Linked DNA regions of Mus musculus: region 2 is linked to region 1. The links are chromatin loops, found by intact Hi-C in ENCODE. Cell type or tissue: heart. All regions are shown on one strand.

Region 1 (8,000 bases):
TACCTGGGCTGGCAATCCTAGGTTCTATAAGAAAACTGAGCTTATAAGGGGAAGCTGAGCAAGCCAGGGAAAGCAAGCCAGTAAGTAACATCCCTCCATGGCCTCTGCATCAGCTCCTGCTTCATGACCTACTTGAGTTCCAGTCCTGACTTCCTTGGTGATGAACAACAGTATGGAAGTGTAAGCTGAATAAATCCTTTCCTCCCCAACTTGCTTCTTGGTCATGATGTTTGTGCAGGAATAGAAACCCTGACTAAGACAGTATCCATCCCATATACAGTCACCAAACCCAGACACTATTGTGGATGCCAGCAAGTGCTTGCTGACAGGAGCCTGATATAGTTGTCTCCTGAGAGGCTCTGCCAGTGCCTGACAAATACAGAGGTGGATGCTCTCAGCCAATCATTGGACTAAGCACAGGGTCCCCAATGGAGGAGCTAGAGAAAGGACCCAAGGAGCTGAAGGGGTTTGCAGCCCCATAGGAGGAACAACAATATGAACTAACCAGTACCCCCAGAGCTCCCAGGGACTAAACCACCAATCAAAGAGTAAACATGGAGGGACCCATGGCTCCAGCTGCTTATGTAGCAGAGGTTGGCTTTGTCAGTCATCAATGAGAGGAGAGGCCCTTGGTCCTGTGAAGGTTCTATGTCCCAGTGTAGGGGAATGCCAGGGCCAGGAAGCAGGAGTGTGTGTGTGTGTGGGGGGGGGAGGGGTTGGTGAGCAGGCAGAGGGGAGAGATAGGTTTTTGGAGGGGAAACCAAGAACATTTGAAATGTAAATAAAGAAAATATCTACATAAAAGAAAAAGAAGCAAAGGAAAAGAAAAAATGGGCTGGAGAGATGGCTCAGCGGTTAAGAGCACTGACTTCTCTTCCGAAAGTCCTGAATTCAAATCCTAGCAACCACATGGTGGCTCACAGCCATCTATAATGAGATCTGCTGCCCTCTCCTGATGAAGCGTCTGCAGAGAGCTACAGTGTACTTAGATATAATAAATACATACATAAATAAAAATTACTGAAAAATTATGTTGTGAAATACTGTGTAGGTAAGTGTTCAGTTAATTAGTTCCCTCCCCTTTCAACACTTTGACTTAATTTTGGAAAAAAATGCTCAAAAAATTATTAGTTCACCACTAATAGTGATTTTAATATAGGGGAAATTAAAACTCCCTATTTGGGTTCTTTTTCACAAAAGGACATAAAAATAGTCAGGAGGCGCTGGAGGACAGCATGATCAGCATTAGCATCAGCCTTACTGAGGGCGTGGTCTCTTGGCCAAGTGATTGACAGGCCCAGATGAATTAACTCTTAAGGGGAAAGACAAAAGTATGACATGTTCTGTTCGCCAGAGAAAGATCAGAATGCCTTTTCTGCCCAGGGCCAGAGGTATATTCCATTCTTTTGACTGGGAGGAATTACCAAAACTGACAAACTCAGTTGTGATTGTAGGGAAGGAGTAAAGGTGGTGGCTCTCCATCTGGAATCTTCACACCCTTCCAGTGCCTAGTGGAGGGTCTTATCGCTCAGGTTTAGCTCCTACCCGCTCTGCCTTTAGAGATGAGGCAGGACTGCATAGCTACTGCCAGTCAAATCTGAGATCCGAGTGTCCATTCCGCATTTAGAAGCAGTTTGTTTTGTTTTGTTTTTTGTTTTGTTTTGTTTTTTAGCAGGGCAGTGGTCGCACATGCCTTTAATCCCAGCACTTGGGAGGCAGAGGCAGGCGGATTTCTGAGTTCGAGGCCAGTCTGGTCTACAGAGTGAGTTCCAGGACAACCAGGGCTACACAGAGAAACCCTGCCTTGAAAAAACGAAAGAAAAGAAGCGGTTCTTTAAAGAGTCAGTCTTCCAGTCCCCCAACAACTGGTGCAGGGCCTGTTGCCTGCCTGTGGATCCCGCACCCCTAAATGGACCACCTCATCTTGTCTCAGTGGGAGAGGATGCCCCTAGTCCCACCTAGTGCTGCAGTGCCTTGCAGGATGTGTGTATTGTGTTAGTGTGTGGGGGATGACACCCTGTAGCTCCTTGGTATCTGGCCCAGGCTGGCCTTCTGTTGGCCTCCTCTGTCACTGCATTGGGCTGATTGCTGTCTCCTTCTCATGGAAGTTCATGTCAGACTACACATCCTGAGAGGTCTTTAACTCCCTTTGGGATGACCCTAAAATTCGTGACAACTTGGGTAGGGCCTCCTTCTCTAGCTATGGTGGTAAACAATCTTTTGTTTTATTTCTAGCATGACTGTACAACCTGTTTATTCTAAGGGGGTGAAATCCAGGAAATGGGAGCCCCTTTCATCAGCACCCCAGTCTCTACTGTATTGGGGGACAGATGTATTCTTATAGTCATACTTGAATTTTAAATTGTGACAAATCATATGTCTTCAATATTTTTATTTCCTCTAAACTGAAACTGCCCATGCTCTGGCTAGAACACATGGTCTACATTTAAGGATTTAAAGGATCTAGAACATTCCATGTTGGTAGAGAGCGTGCCTGCCATGTATAAGGCCCTAAATCCAATCTCTAATCGATCTCTTCAGGGTTACCCAGAGTGGGAAAACCATTTAATACACAGTTGCTTATTTTACAAATTTTCAGCACCCAAAGGGACCATCCTGTATCAGCGATATCCTTGGTAACGATTTCCAAGGTGGGAAGATTTCTCACCTAGAGTACTTTCTGCTGTTATTTGTCAAGGCGGACCTCAATCACTTCATCAGCACCTTGCCTGGGACCTAGGTGACTGTGCTTACCTGAGCTCTTTAAAGCAATGAGAGCAGACAGACGCTCCCGACCTTAATCTGCCCTGGCCCAAGGTTTCCGGTCTGTGGCTCAGGGCAGGTGAGTTCCCTGCGCTCCGCAAGGCGCCTGCGGGCGGGAGCGGGTGGAACCGAGGGCGGCGGCTCTGGGCTCGGCTCAGCCGCAGCCATCGCAGCCTCCCGCGCCGCCCGCCTCCCCGAGCCCGGGCGTCCAGCCCCGCAGCTGCGGCCGAGCAGAGGCAGCGCACCGCGGGGATGCGGGGCGGGGGCAGGGCGCGGGGTAGGTGACATTATCCCGCCTCTGTTGCCGGGCCCAGGGGAGCAATGACATCACGTGGCCCTTTCCACGCGCTGACACAAAGAGCGCCTGCGAGAGGCCTCGGCCAGGGAGGCCGGCGGCCGCCGCTGCCTCGCCGGGCCCGGGGGCCCAGCCATCCCAGATCTCCGCTCGCCGTCCGCGTCCTTCCGCCGTCGCCTCCGCCCGCGCCCCCTGCGCACCGCTGAACCCGCCCGCTCGCCCGGGCGCCGGCCTCTTCCCATGCGGGCGGCGCGGGCCCTGGGAGGGGCGCCCGGAGCCAGCCGCGCAGCATGCACTGGGGGGTTGGCTTTGCCTCGTCCAGGCCGTGCGTGGTGGACCTGAGCTGGAACCAGAGCATCTCCTTCTTCGGCTGGTGGGCCGGGTCCGAGGAGCCCTTCTCCTTTTATGGGGACATCATCGCTTTCCCTTTGCAGGATTACGGTGGGATCATGGCAGGGCTGGGCTCGGATCCCTGGTGGAAGAAAACCCTTTATTTGACCGGGGGAGCTTTGCTGGCCGCGGCTGCGTATCTGCTCCACGAACTCCTGGTCATTAGGTGAGCCGGAGAGAGGGCCCCCGAAGCGGGCACTGACCAGGGCAGCTAGCCCGGGTAGGGCTGGCTCAAAGGGGGTTCCGGAACCAGCCCCTAGGTCCCGCCGCCCAAAGGTCCAAGCGTCCTCTCTCATCCTCTAACCCCCTAAGGCGTTTCACGGTCACCTGGCCACTTGTAAGGAGCCATTTAGAGTTGATGGGAGGGTTAAATTGGGAAGGGAAAGAAAGCGTTTTCCTTCCATCATTTCGATGCTAAAAGCAAAGTGCTGTGAGTCACCAGTGTTATGGATATAAACAATCTGCTAAAGCCCATAGGAAGAGTCTAACTGCAATCAGTGCATTCGTAACAATAGAATAAAGCTCTGTAGAAATACTAAGGTACACTTTTATAAACGCCTAATTGGTTTATGGGTAATGATGCTGGAACATTAACTATTAACCTCATCTTTACCTAAAAGGTTAGTTCTCTCTTACTCTTCTTTATAAATGTCAACATTATTAGGAGGCTGCAGTTGCAGAAGCTTGGTGTAACCCTGTTCAGTTTTGATGCAGCCTTAACCTGCTTACCTGCTTATCTGGTGTGGAACTGTAAGCACCTTCAAGCTTAAATACAATCATTCTGCGAGCGGTAGGAGATCTGAGGGCAGCGCTAGCACATGGAGCACTTGGCATAACAGGGAGTCTCCCTGGGCTGTAAACAGTTTCATGGCTGCCTGCCGCAGAATGTGTACAGGGCTGACTTGAAAATTACAATAAATGGATGCCCCTGCTGTTGGGACTGCTAGTCCCATAGATAGATCTTTAGTGGTAGATGCCACTGGGTACTGAGACAGCCTTTGGCTAATGGGCATGTCAATTTTGGGTTAAAATTTCCATGCATTTGGGACCCCAGTCTCTGGAGATTATTGGAGGCAGAGCAATTTTCCGTAGCTCAGAATTTCTCTTCTGACCAGTATTTTCGAAGGAGCTGGGATGTGTTCCTACCATATTTTCCAGGGGTAGGGTGAAGGAGGAGCATGGTTCTAGAGGCTGTAAAGTGGCTGGTGACCTCTAATGGACTTCAGGAAGTGCAGGAGGACACCATGATCGCCCTACTGAACTCACTATTTGTTGGCTCTGAAAGGATAAGAAAGCATTTGGGTCTGAGAAAAATGTGTTGGCTTTCATATCATTTAGCCACAGTGGAAGACTGAGAAGTTGATTTTAACTTCAGTATATCTCATTGAGCACAGCGTCTTGAATTTAGTTGAGCCAAACACAAAAGTTTTAAAGTGAGATAGCATGAAGATTACGCCCCATTGGTGCCAGTCTGAGAACTCTGTTTCACGTCAGGTTTCAGTCCATATGAAGAACCCCACACCTGTGCAGCATTTTACACAGTAGCCTGTTGTTTCTCAGTTGTATTTCACTCCATAGCCTGTGAAGACTGCCCCTGTACCATTCAGCATCTCAGCCTTTCTCCAGTTTGTGGAGAGTGGAAGCTTCACATGGCTGAATCCAAAATGTGGCTTTGATGACCTTGCAGAAATAACAGGGCCTTGGGAGCTCACTTGGAATAGACCACGCCCTTGAAGCTCTGGACCCTATACACTCTTCAGCCCTCTGCCCAGGCTAGCTCCTTCTCCATTGTGGTGATCACAAGCCCCAGCTCTGAATCTTTACTTGGATCAAGGGGTTTTAAGACCTATGGTTTGTTTACTTTTGTTTCTTGACAAATGAATTGATAAACCCCTATTATAATACAAACTGAAAGAAGGCAGCTGAAATTTTGGGAAGTTAGTAGTACTCCCTGTGTGTCTGTGATTGCATGTGTCTGTAACAGCTACCACTAAGGAGTAGGAGAAGGTTAGCTTACCTTGATGAAGATTACACAGTGACAGGAGAAAGACGGAGGTTCCAGTGTGGAGCCCGGCTGCTTGGGAGAGCCTGCTTATTTTGAGGTGTTTTGTTGGGGGGAGAAAGGAAGAGAACTGAGAAAGGGGGCATTTCTTGGCAAGGGAGGCCTGTGGTCAGGATGCAACTTTCTGCCAGCTTTCAGAGAGCTATGGCGCAGACAGGAGCAGTGAAGATGGGCGTCAGAAGATGGGTACGGGTACAAGAGAGGAAAACTTTCACTTGCTGAGAAATCTAAACTTCTGTACAGTTAGGCAAAATCAAAATCACATGTGTGGGAGGGAAATATAAAGTGGCCCCGCTGTCTAAGTTCATTGTCAATGTCAACCTTCCCCTACCATGCCTGGACTTTCTGTTGCCCAGATTAGCGTTAATCTATGGCTTTGTCTCATGAGGAAATAAAGTTATAAGGTTAATTAAGTCTAACTAGTGAGTACAACCAATGCATGTGTTGTTTTTGGTGAAGCGTGGTTAGTTATTTGTGATATTACTTTGGTTATTTGTATTTTTCCACTGTTCTATTTTAAAATAATTGTTGTCTTAATCCTTTGTTTCCCCAGAGTAGAGTGGCATCTATATAAAATTTACTCAAGCGTCTGGAAGTTTGCTCGTCAAGCGAATGATTAAGTAATGATCTCATTACCTGGAGCTCATTTGCACTTTGTGTTCTCCAGCTAAAGGGTCCCCATCTGATCCCTAAGACTGACTCATTGCCTGTTACAGAGACAGGATCATCTCTGATATTCTCAGGCAGGGCCAGGAGCTGCTCAGGCTCCTTTTCTGTTAGCCAGCTGGCCTCTGCAGGTGTTCTCTTATTCAGATCTCCTTCTAAGGTTGTTTTGTGATAAGCTGCACAGGAAGCGACTCATCTGACCCTGTGACCTTAACTAGGGAGAGGGTTCTGACATGTAGAAAGTGGCCTCTGGGAACACATGGATTGGGTTCAATTTGATTCAGCCTTTTGATACACACACACACACACACACACACACACACACACACACACACACGTGTGTGTGTGTGTGTGTATATATATATATATATATTTTACTGAGCAAAGTCAGTTTTGAGGTGTGTATATGTGTGCGCATATATATACATATATGCACACATATATACATATATTTACATATATATATATATATATGGATTGTACTAGGGATTGATCCCAGTGCTTTACCCATGGAAGCCAAGTACCCTACCACGGAGTTATATCCTCACTCCACTCATTTTTTGGCAATTTTTTGACATGGTCTAGCTGAATTGCCTAGGCTGGCCTTGAACTTGCAATTTTCCTGCCTCTGCCTTCTGAATAGTTGGAATCTGCTGCTATTCTTGGCCTGACACACTTGGTCTCAAATTGAAGTTCCTTGGGCAAGTTACTTTCTGACTTTGAAGTTTCCTGTCTACGACAGAGCATTGGTATGGCGTCCCAAATTTAAACTCTAGCAATGCCCACTTTAGAGTGCTATTAGCAAAAGTAAGTAGGTTAATATGGCCCGTGTCTATAAAGTCACTGGCACATGTTGGCTCATGATCAGCATCTTTATGACTATGATAGGGCCTAACTTAACCTTCAGAACTTGACTCTTCTGTTCAGAGGGCAGAGGATTTCCTATTTATCTCCCTTTAGCTCCTAAGCCTTTGCCTCTCTAATTTATATAAAAGCATCACTGTGATGTGAATTATTTTACTGGGCAAAGTCAGTTGTGAAGTGTAGCATTTGTATTGCTTACTAATATAGTCAAAATTGGTCCTGGATTTTAATATCCGACCTCCCACACATTTCATCAAACGGAAAACCTCTGTTTTGTAGTAAATGCTTTTAACTCTATTGGCTTGTAATTTCAGAATGAGTCATTCTGAGGTCTTTAAATGGAGTAGGCTCTTGGTTGGTAAACCCCAAGAGAACTTGTTTTATGAAGTGGAGATGCTGAGGCTAGTGTGCACCATGTGTGGATGGTGACAAGCCATTTCTGCTTGGCTAGGTGTAGGACTAAACCTGGATTTGGAGAGGGGAAGTTCAGAGGGGTCCAAAGCTTGAGAATGGAGTTCATCTGACTGGGAAATGTTAGGTGCACAAAACAGTGGAAATTGTAATAGGTCTCTGAGGGGTGTATAAGCCAGATTGGGTGAAATTGGAAGTGAACAAGACCATATCTTATTGTGTAAGAATACATTTTTGCTCACTTTTAATGCTTGATGTTCACAGATACCATTTTATTTAATCCTTGTGATTGTCAGTATAGAAAAGGAACCAGGATTTTCAGTATCAGATTTCCTGAAGATGTGGGTCATGGTGCAGCCTGCCCATTCTGTTAGCTCCACATTTTATAGAGAAGGGTATTGTCTAATGTAGGCATTCTCCAGGTTCTACAGACCACTGCCAATGTGACTATCTCTGTACCCAGGATCCTCTGTAGCCCAGGTAGACCATGAACTTGTGATCCTTCTGTATCAGCCTCCTGAGAGCCAGGATTAAAGGCCTGAAATAGTC
Region 2 (8,000 bases), 84 kb before region 1:
TGAATAATAATATCCCACAGGCTCATATATTTGAATGATTAGGCACCAGGACTATTTGAAAGGATTAAAAGAATTGGGAGGTGTGGCTTTATTGGAGGAAGTGTGTCACTGGGGATGTGCTTCATGGTATCAAAGGCCCATGCCACGCCCAGAGTCACTCTCCCTGCCTATGGATCATGATGTAGTTCCCAGCCACTGGTCCAGTGTCTGCCTGCACGCCACCATCATGATGATAATGGACGGAACCTCTGAAACTTTAAGCAATTAAATGATTTCTTTTATAAAATCTGCCTTGGTCATGGTTGCTGTACACATCACTTTCTTCTTTAGATTACCTTGTCAAATGCATTCAGTAGCATCTAGTATCTAGTATCTTGCTTTTCAAACTTTTCCATTAAATAGAAATTCATTATATATATTATTGCCTCGAAGGTTATAGTGAATCTCAGTTAAATCTGATGTTTTACTATACCATAATCTAAATTTCTACACATTAATGTTAGTAGCTATTTCTGTCAACCACCTTCTAATCTATTGCATATTTTTTAGATTTGTGATTTTCTTTTTTAGATATTTATTATTATCTGTAGCTGTCTTCAGATGCACCAGAAGAGGGCATCAGATCTCGTTACTGATGGTTCTGAGCCATCATGTGGTTGCTGGGATTTGAACACAGGATCTTCAGAAGAGCAGTCAACCGATAAGCCATCTCTCCAGCCCCTAGTGCATACAATTTTTAAGTGGCTGCTTTTTGTTCAAGATAGGCTAGCTTTCTGATATATTCACAAATGACTCAGCAGCTTACTTTGTGGTCATTGGGGAGCCTTCATATGTACTATCTGAACTGGCAGTAGCTGAATACATGTGGCCTGGTGACCAGGTCTCATAAGCATATATGCACATGTGGGGGGAGGGGACATTCACGAGCATTCCTCAGGTGCCCCTCTACCTTTGTTTTTGAGATAGGGTCTCTTAATTGACGTTGAACTCAATAGATGTTAGAGATCTGTCTACCTTCATCACTCCTAGTGCTGGGACCACAATGTACTCCACAGCTCCTGCTTTTTGTTTTGTTTTGTTTGTTTTGTTTTCTTAGGTGTGGGTTCTGGGAATCAAACACAAGTAAGTCTTCTTGCATTACAAATGATGATATCTTCCCAGCCCTATAAATAGGAACAAACAAACCTGAAGTTAAAGTTCTCTGGTAATCATTAATAGTAGATTGCCAGGTAATACAGACAAGATGCTGGCACTTGATAATTACAGTACACAATAGCCAAATTACAGACCTCATATATGATAGCTGTTCAGAGCTTTAACATAACAGCATATATTCTGATAAAATAGAACTTGACATCCACACATGGGAGTGGTGATGTGTGCCTGCAATCCCTACAAGGCATTTAATAGGCCCTCCCATTTGGATATCCAAAATGGCTAGTTTACACTAGTGTCCCTAGTCAAAATATTTAATCACTTGACAATGTAAAATTTTCTGTGCACTAATATGTTAGGTCCTTGGAGGGCAAAAGTTGTCACCCAAGTATTCGTTTCAGTTTTACTTGGGATATATTACAGATGGTTATAGGGAGCAGGAATTTTCCATAGCCTTGCTAATCCAAGCAGATTTCACCAAAGATCGTCCATTTTCCTGGCTAGAATGTTTCTCAGTGAGGTGAAGTATGGTGACATTTGATTTCAATCCCAGCAACGGGGTTGGTGGCTGCTAGTAGATCTCCTTGAGTTCTTATAGATGCTAAATGGAAATAGTCAAGTACAGGTCTCCTTCTGAGTTAGTTGTACTAACCTCATGAACTCACATCATAGTATTGCCAGATAATTGGCAGTTTTCTCCACCCCACTCCCCAAATTACATGTTGAAGGCAAACTTGAGGCTAGCAGGTGTTTACTTAGTAGGGTTTTATTCTAATCACACAGACTACATGGTTTTCAAATACTTCATTTGAGAATTACAGAATTTCTTGTAAAGGGCATTCCTATTTTCACATCTACCTATATTTTCTTTATTCAGTTTACTACAGTCTTGTTTCTAGAGTAATTTGATATTTCTTGTGCAGTTCCCAACTCAAAGACTTAGATTTTTAGTGCATGGTGTGGGTGCTAAAAACAGAGTTCTCACATTAAAGGGAATAAGAGAGTTTATTGTGGAGCCACATTTGAATGTCCATGGCACAAGGAACACAGTTATGCCAAATTTCTTTTATAACACGGAAGTGGTTTCATGACATTTTATAGTTTTTAAAGAACAGACAGTCATAAACCAAGGCAGGCTTAAGATACATTGGTGTGTACATCACAGAAGCTACAGCAAGATGGGGACACTTTTTACATCGCTGCAGATGCTATCTGATAACATTCTTAGCTCTTGGGTTGGTGGAAACTGGGAGTCAGCTAAGTTAAAAAGTTCCAAAGGCTGGGGCAGTGGTTAATAGCGCTGGTACCAGAGTTCAATTCCTAGTACCCACATGGCAGCTTACAACTATCTGTAGTCCAGCAACAAGTGATTTGACACCCTCACACAGACATGCACGCAGGCAAAACACCAATACACATAAAATAAAAATAAATAAATCATTTTTTTAAAAGTTCTAAAAGGTTTTTAATCTATTAGTCACAGGATTTAGCTCTAATATGGGGAGGTTGGCAAAGACTGGCAATTCGTGGGTAAAGCTAGGGCCAGATTGGGTAATTAGCCTCTGGACTTGTAAAATTCCAACCTCTCCACATCACTGAAGCTCCAATCAATCTTTGCAGACACAGACTTTTTCCTGGAATTCTCCTTCATAACTCTTTTTAGTTACACTGACATTTCAAGAAAGTCATTTTCCAATATTTAGGTTAAGAATGCTGTGTTTCTTAGAATTTTTGTTTCCTTTTGTAATTAAACTCCTAGTCTGGAAAGTTGACATTTTAGATATATGAACATTGTTCACGCTAAACACCTTTTACCTCCTTTCGGGAGGCCATCTTGGAGTTTAGGTAAGGAAGGACCAGTGGAAACTCTGCTTCTCAGTTACTTTTCCTTAAAGAGTAGCTGAGCGAAGTTGAACTGAGTAAATGTTCCCACCAGGGGGCGCGATGCTAGGAGGTGAACAAGGAGACCTAGCAAACACCCTGCTTCCAGAACTCAGGCTCTGCGACTCAGGCCTGGCACAGTGAGTTCCAAGTTGGCAGGGTTTGACTTGCGGTCCTCTCCGTAGTCTGAAAGAGGCAAAGCGATTCAGCATCCTTCCCAAAGCGGAACTGATTCTTAGAACGCATTTGCTCTTCGAGGGTCTCCTGCCTAAAGTTTACTAAATTCCGTCCATTGTACCGGAACGTTAGGCTCGGCTTTGTGCTGGCTGTACAAATGAAAATGTGTCGGGTATGACACGGGCTTCACACACAAGAGGGTCCAACTCGAGGTGGGTTGGGTTTGCCCTCAACAAAAATGGCGCGGACTCGTCCCGTCGGTAAGATCACATGGTCGTAAGCCTGGCTGAGAATCAGTGTGACTTCAGCCGAAAAGCGGATGTTATTATCATTCACTTCCGGGTGAGAACCACCGGGCGCCATCTTGTCTTGTTCATGAAGAAGTAGAAGCATCGAAAGGTTGGAGAGAATTACAGGAACGGTGGCGACAGCGGTATTCCGGAACCGGAGCGGGTAAGCGACGAGCAGTTTACCCCGGGGGACCTGCCGGAGGACTAAAGTCCTCTGGGTCAGTGTGGCGAACGGAGCGGGACTCAGGCTGCGTACGCTGCTTGGCGCCACCGCCAGAACCTCATTCCGGAGAAGCTCCGGCGTCCGCCCGAGAGAGTGAGCGAGAGAGCCGCTGTCGCCCGAAGGGAACCGCCTTTGGCTAAGGAGAGGGCTCACGACCCATTCTTCGAACTAAGAGTTTCCTTTGAGAAGGCAAGGGACTAATTGTTGGGCGCCTGAGCGGCCGTTAAGCAGTGCGCGTGCGCAGTGGGAACCCTTGAGGGGCAGGGAGTGTGGAGGGGCGGAGGCGGCGGGGGCCGGGATCTGGAACTTCGACTCTGCGACTCGCACTACGCAGGCGCAACCGCTTTCTGCTGCGTCCTAGACAAGTATCATTTAGTTGCTTAGTTTTGGTGTTTTTACCCAGTGATGGGTATTATGTGTTAAGCATCACTGAGGAAACAAGTAGTATCCTATATTTCAGTTGTTTCGTAGTTTTGTGGATAATAGTGTCATCTTAACAAAACTGGGCACTGAGCAAATTTTGACTGTGCTTGATTAAATTAGCAGTCTTTAATACTTCATTTACCTTTTCTCTTCCTAACCCTAGATAAAACAAAAACAATCTTGGATTTTTTTTTTTTTTTGAGTACATCCAGCTAAAACCAAACCAGAACAGTAAAGACTTTATTTGTGGGGTGGTTTTCTAAAGCATCAGGGGAGACGTAATGAGTTCTCGGATATTCTTAAGACACACAATTTAAAACATAAGTAAGCTTTATATTTAAGGACTTTTTTGAGCCTCATTATATGATCCTGGCTGGCCTGGAACTCCTGCCTTCGCTCATGAATGCTGGAATTAAATGTATTCACTACCACATCAAGCCCTAGAACTTAATTTAATTATAGAAAAATTAAACAGCTAGTGTATAACCACGTGTTTTATTTTCTCAGTAACATATACTTCCATGACACGTTTTTTTGTTTTTTTTTACTATTAATGGAACAATGTTGTTACATTATTAATTGAGGGCATGCTCCTATTTCCTTAGTTAAAGAAAAAAATCATTTTTAAAAAAAGATAGTATTTTTCTGTGGAGATCCCCTGGAACTGAAGTTACAGATGGTTGTGAGTTGCCATGAGGTGCTGGCAACTGGAGGCAGGTCCTCTGCAAGAGCAGCCGGTGCTGTAGCTGCTGAGCCTTCTGGCCACCGTCTCTGTTCAATGAAAAATTACTACTTTATGTCTATGTGTCAGTCCTAGCTTTTGTTGTCCGGATTCTTCCACTTTTGACCATTGCTAAATCTTTCAGGTGTCTGCTGTTTCCCACCAGCTTCTATTTGATTGGTCGGTGTTTTGTTTCTTTGTTACTCTGTTGCAAAGACTGGCCTAGACCGCTCAGCGCCTTTCCTGCTTTAGCTTCTTACAATTGAGATTACCGACTCGGGCTACTATAGAACTTTATTTCAGTTTGGGGGAAGGAGCCCAGGCTAGCCACCAACTCAAGATCTTAACTGCTTTCACTTCTGAATCCCTTTAGTGTTAAGAATACAGAACTGCTAGGTACAAAGAGATTTAAAACATATTTCAATTCTCATCTTTTTGTCACAATCTGTAAATGAGTTTTGTAAATATTTGCGGTCATTATTTGAAGAAGTCATTTTGAAGTCAATTGAAGCGTTTTCCTTTTTTCCATTTAAGATTTATTTTTATTTCTCTGTGTGTGTGTGTGTGTAAACATGTGTATGCACGCATGCTTGCTCATGCCTGTGTTGAGTGTGTAAATGTGCACATGAGTGTGAGGATATTTGGTCCCCTGGATCTGGAATGTCAGAAAGTCTAAGTTGTTTGATGTGATGCTGGGGTTGAGCTTGGGTGCTCTGTAAGAACAGCCAGCACGTCTTTAAGCAGTGAGCCATCCTTTGGCTCCAGGTCTGTTTGTTGTCATTTGCAGTTCTAATACAGAATAATTTATAGAAAAGACTGAATGATAATAATCCTAGTGTTAGTATCTGGGTTTACTGTAACAGATTACTACAAACTAGGTGGCTTAAAACAACTGAAATGTCCTCTTTTATGGTTCTAACGGCAAAAAGTATGAAAGCAAAGTTTGACAGGTACCTTCCTTCCTTCTGGGTTTTGATGGCACCTATCTTTCTGTTCTTTAGCTTGTAGAGTTGTCCAATCTCTGGCATTGTAGGCACAGGACAGTCTCAGATACTTATGTCTGTCCTCATCTGAAATTGTCCTCATCCTAAATTGAGTACTGTATCCACACAGACACTGGTTTCCAAATAAGTACAGGTAACATGGATTTAGGACTTCAGCCTGTCTTTGGGAAGATTACCAGTTAGTCCATAACTCTGGTTTTAGTTTTTTCCAGCAGTATGATACTGTTGATAATCAAGTGCAGTCTTTGGTTATTGGCTTTTCTAGTCTTCCCAAATTCAAGTTGTTTTTCAAGAAAATCACATTTAACTTTACCCTGTGAAAGAAAATTTTGTCAACAGTCTGTTGCATGAATCATCAAAATTAGACTTCTCCAAACCTGAAAAGTTGATGATCTCTGAAAATAAGTCTTAAAAGGAGACTAAGCTGATTCAATCTTTTTTTTTTTAAAGCCACATTTATCTATTTTGTGTACGTATGTCTCTGTGTGAGAACACACGTGCCTTGACATGTTTGTGGAGGTCAGAGGACTACTTTCACGAATTGGTCCTCGTCTTTGACCATGCATGTGTGTTACAGGGATAAAATGCATTCAGGTTACCAGGATGGGTGGCAAGTGCCTTTACCTACTGAGCTATTTTATGGCTCTCAGGATTTTTTTTCTCCTTGTGTTGGGGGGACATGAGGGTGCTGGGGATCATACATAGGCTTTGCATATGTAAGCCAAGTTCTCTACTACTTACGTGTATCCCTAGGTCCTAGAAATCAAACCATGGCATTAAATAAATAGTAATATTAAGATATACTTTTTGTGGCTAAAGTTGCATATTTAGTGGGTAACATATATGAGTGATAAATGAGTAAAATACCTAACCATTTAATATAAACACAATACAATGATAGAGCGAGCACTCAGTAAGGTTTCCTCTGTTCATAAGGAAATCTTTGAGCATTCAAACATTTATTCTACAAGAACTATTGCATATTAACTTTTAATTTATGGAGATTTTCAGACAGTGTCTGCCTTCAACAGTTAACGTTTTCCAAATTATTACTCACCCAATATACGACCATAAGTTTTCATGGTTTAAATCCATTATTAAAACTTAGTGGGTCTGTTGATATAGTTCAGCAGTAGTGCCTTTGCTTATCTCAAGAAACAAAAAAAAGTTGAATTAAAAATTGTGTCTGTGGAACTGTTCATATTGAACATAGTCATGTTTTCCAAACTAAAAGTCCAAATACAGGACCAAACTCAACAACAAGCTTCAAAATACTTTACAAGTAGGAGCAGGTACTTTTAATTTAAAATAGGTTCTGGCAGGGCTGTGGTGGTGCATGCCTTTAATCCATCACTCAGGAGGCAGAGGCACTCAGGTCTCCAAGTTTGAGACCAGCTTGGTCTGCAGAGTGAGTTCCAAGACAGCCAGGGCTATACAGAGAAATCAACCTATCTTTAAAAACAAAAACAAAAATACAAACCTGTCTGTCAGTGGGTTATATATTTATAGGTACAGCCAATTGCAGATTAGAAGTACTTGGTAAAGTGGATCTAGTAAGCATACTCAGATTTTTGTTTTATGTAACAAAAATGCTATTTTATGTGAGGGAGCTGAGCATCCTAAAGTTTTGGTTCCCTATGGATATTACATCAATCATCCACGGATACTGAAGGGCGTAATATGCATGTTTTTTTGGTTTGGTTGTGGGATAGCATCTCAGAAGGAGGATACAGGTTGCTATGGACATATGGCCCAGCTGACCTTGAACTCAGAGATTTGCCTTAGTGCTGGTTCCCGTCCCCACCCCCAGCACTGTAACCTGTGCTTTGATTCTTGTATATCAGGAGTCAGAGTAGTCTGCTTTAGAAGTTTTGAATATGGTAAGTTCTTTTGTATAAAGATCTTATGGTGAACGTGAAGAAAAAGAGAATAGGGCTTCTAAATTTTTGTCATCAAATTAGTTTGCTCTTTTGTTAAGTAATTGGTAAAACCCTTTATAAGTATTGTGCTGGCCCAAAACATATAAAACTATATTTTACATACTTGATTAGTTAATTATGTTCCTTTTGCTTATCTGTTTCCTTTTTATACACTTAACAAGAATCAAAGTTTAGTTTTCATGACCA

Evidence for each region. A loop is a pair of places that touch in the nucleus more often than their neighbours do. Peaks named below come from ENCODE experiments on the same cell type or tissue, not always from the same donor. Only the 100,000 strongest peaks of a DNase experiment are listed, where the experiment ranks them.
Region 2: it touches region 1 in a loop (2.0-fold over the local background); 6 of 42 quality-filtered maps call a loop at or near these places.

Annotation. Positions count from the first base shown.
Region 1 is chr4:21,928,216-21,936,215 of GRCm38, forward strand. Faxc (failed axon connections homolog) reads left to right here and starts at 3,111. Exons shown (of 6, transcript NM_175234.4): 1 at 3,111-3,614. The coding sequence starts at 3,349. In heart, no CTCF peak of the experiment used is centred here; DNase peaks (open chromatin) are centred at 3,066 and 3,406; H3K4me3 peaks cover 2,005 bases; H3K27ac peaks cover 1,281 bases.
Region 2 is chr4:21,844,474-21,852,473 of GRCm38, forward strand. Pnisr (PNN interacting serine/arginine-rich) reads left to right here and starts at 3,575. Exons shown (of 11, transcript NM_001369189.1): 1 at 3,575-3,666. It overlaps 4930528A17Rik (RIKEN cDNA 4930528A17 gene), which reads right to left and starts at 3,975. Exons shown (of 1, transcript NR_028384.1): 1 at 1,854-3,975. In heart, a CTCF peak has its summit at 3,084 (motif pointing right); DNase peaks (open chromatin) are centred at 3,178, 3,518 and 3,998; H3K4me3 peaks cover 2,576 bases; H3K27ac peaks cover 1,408 bases.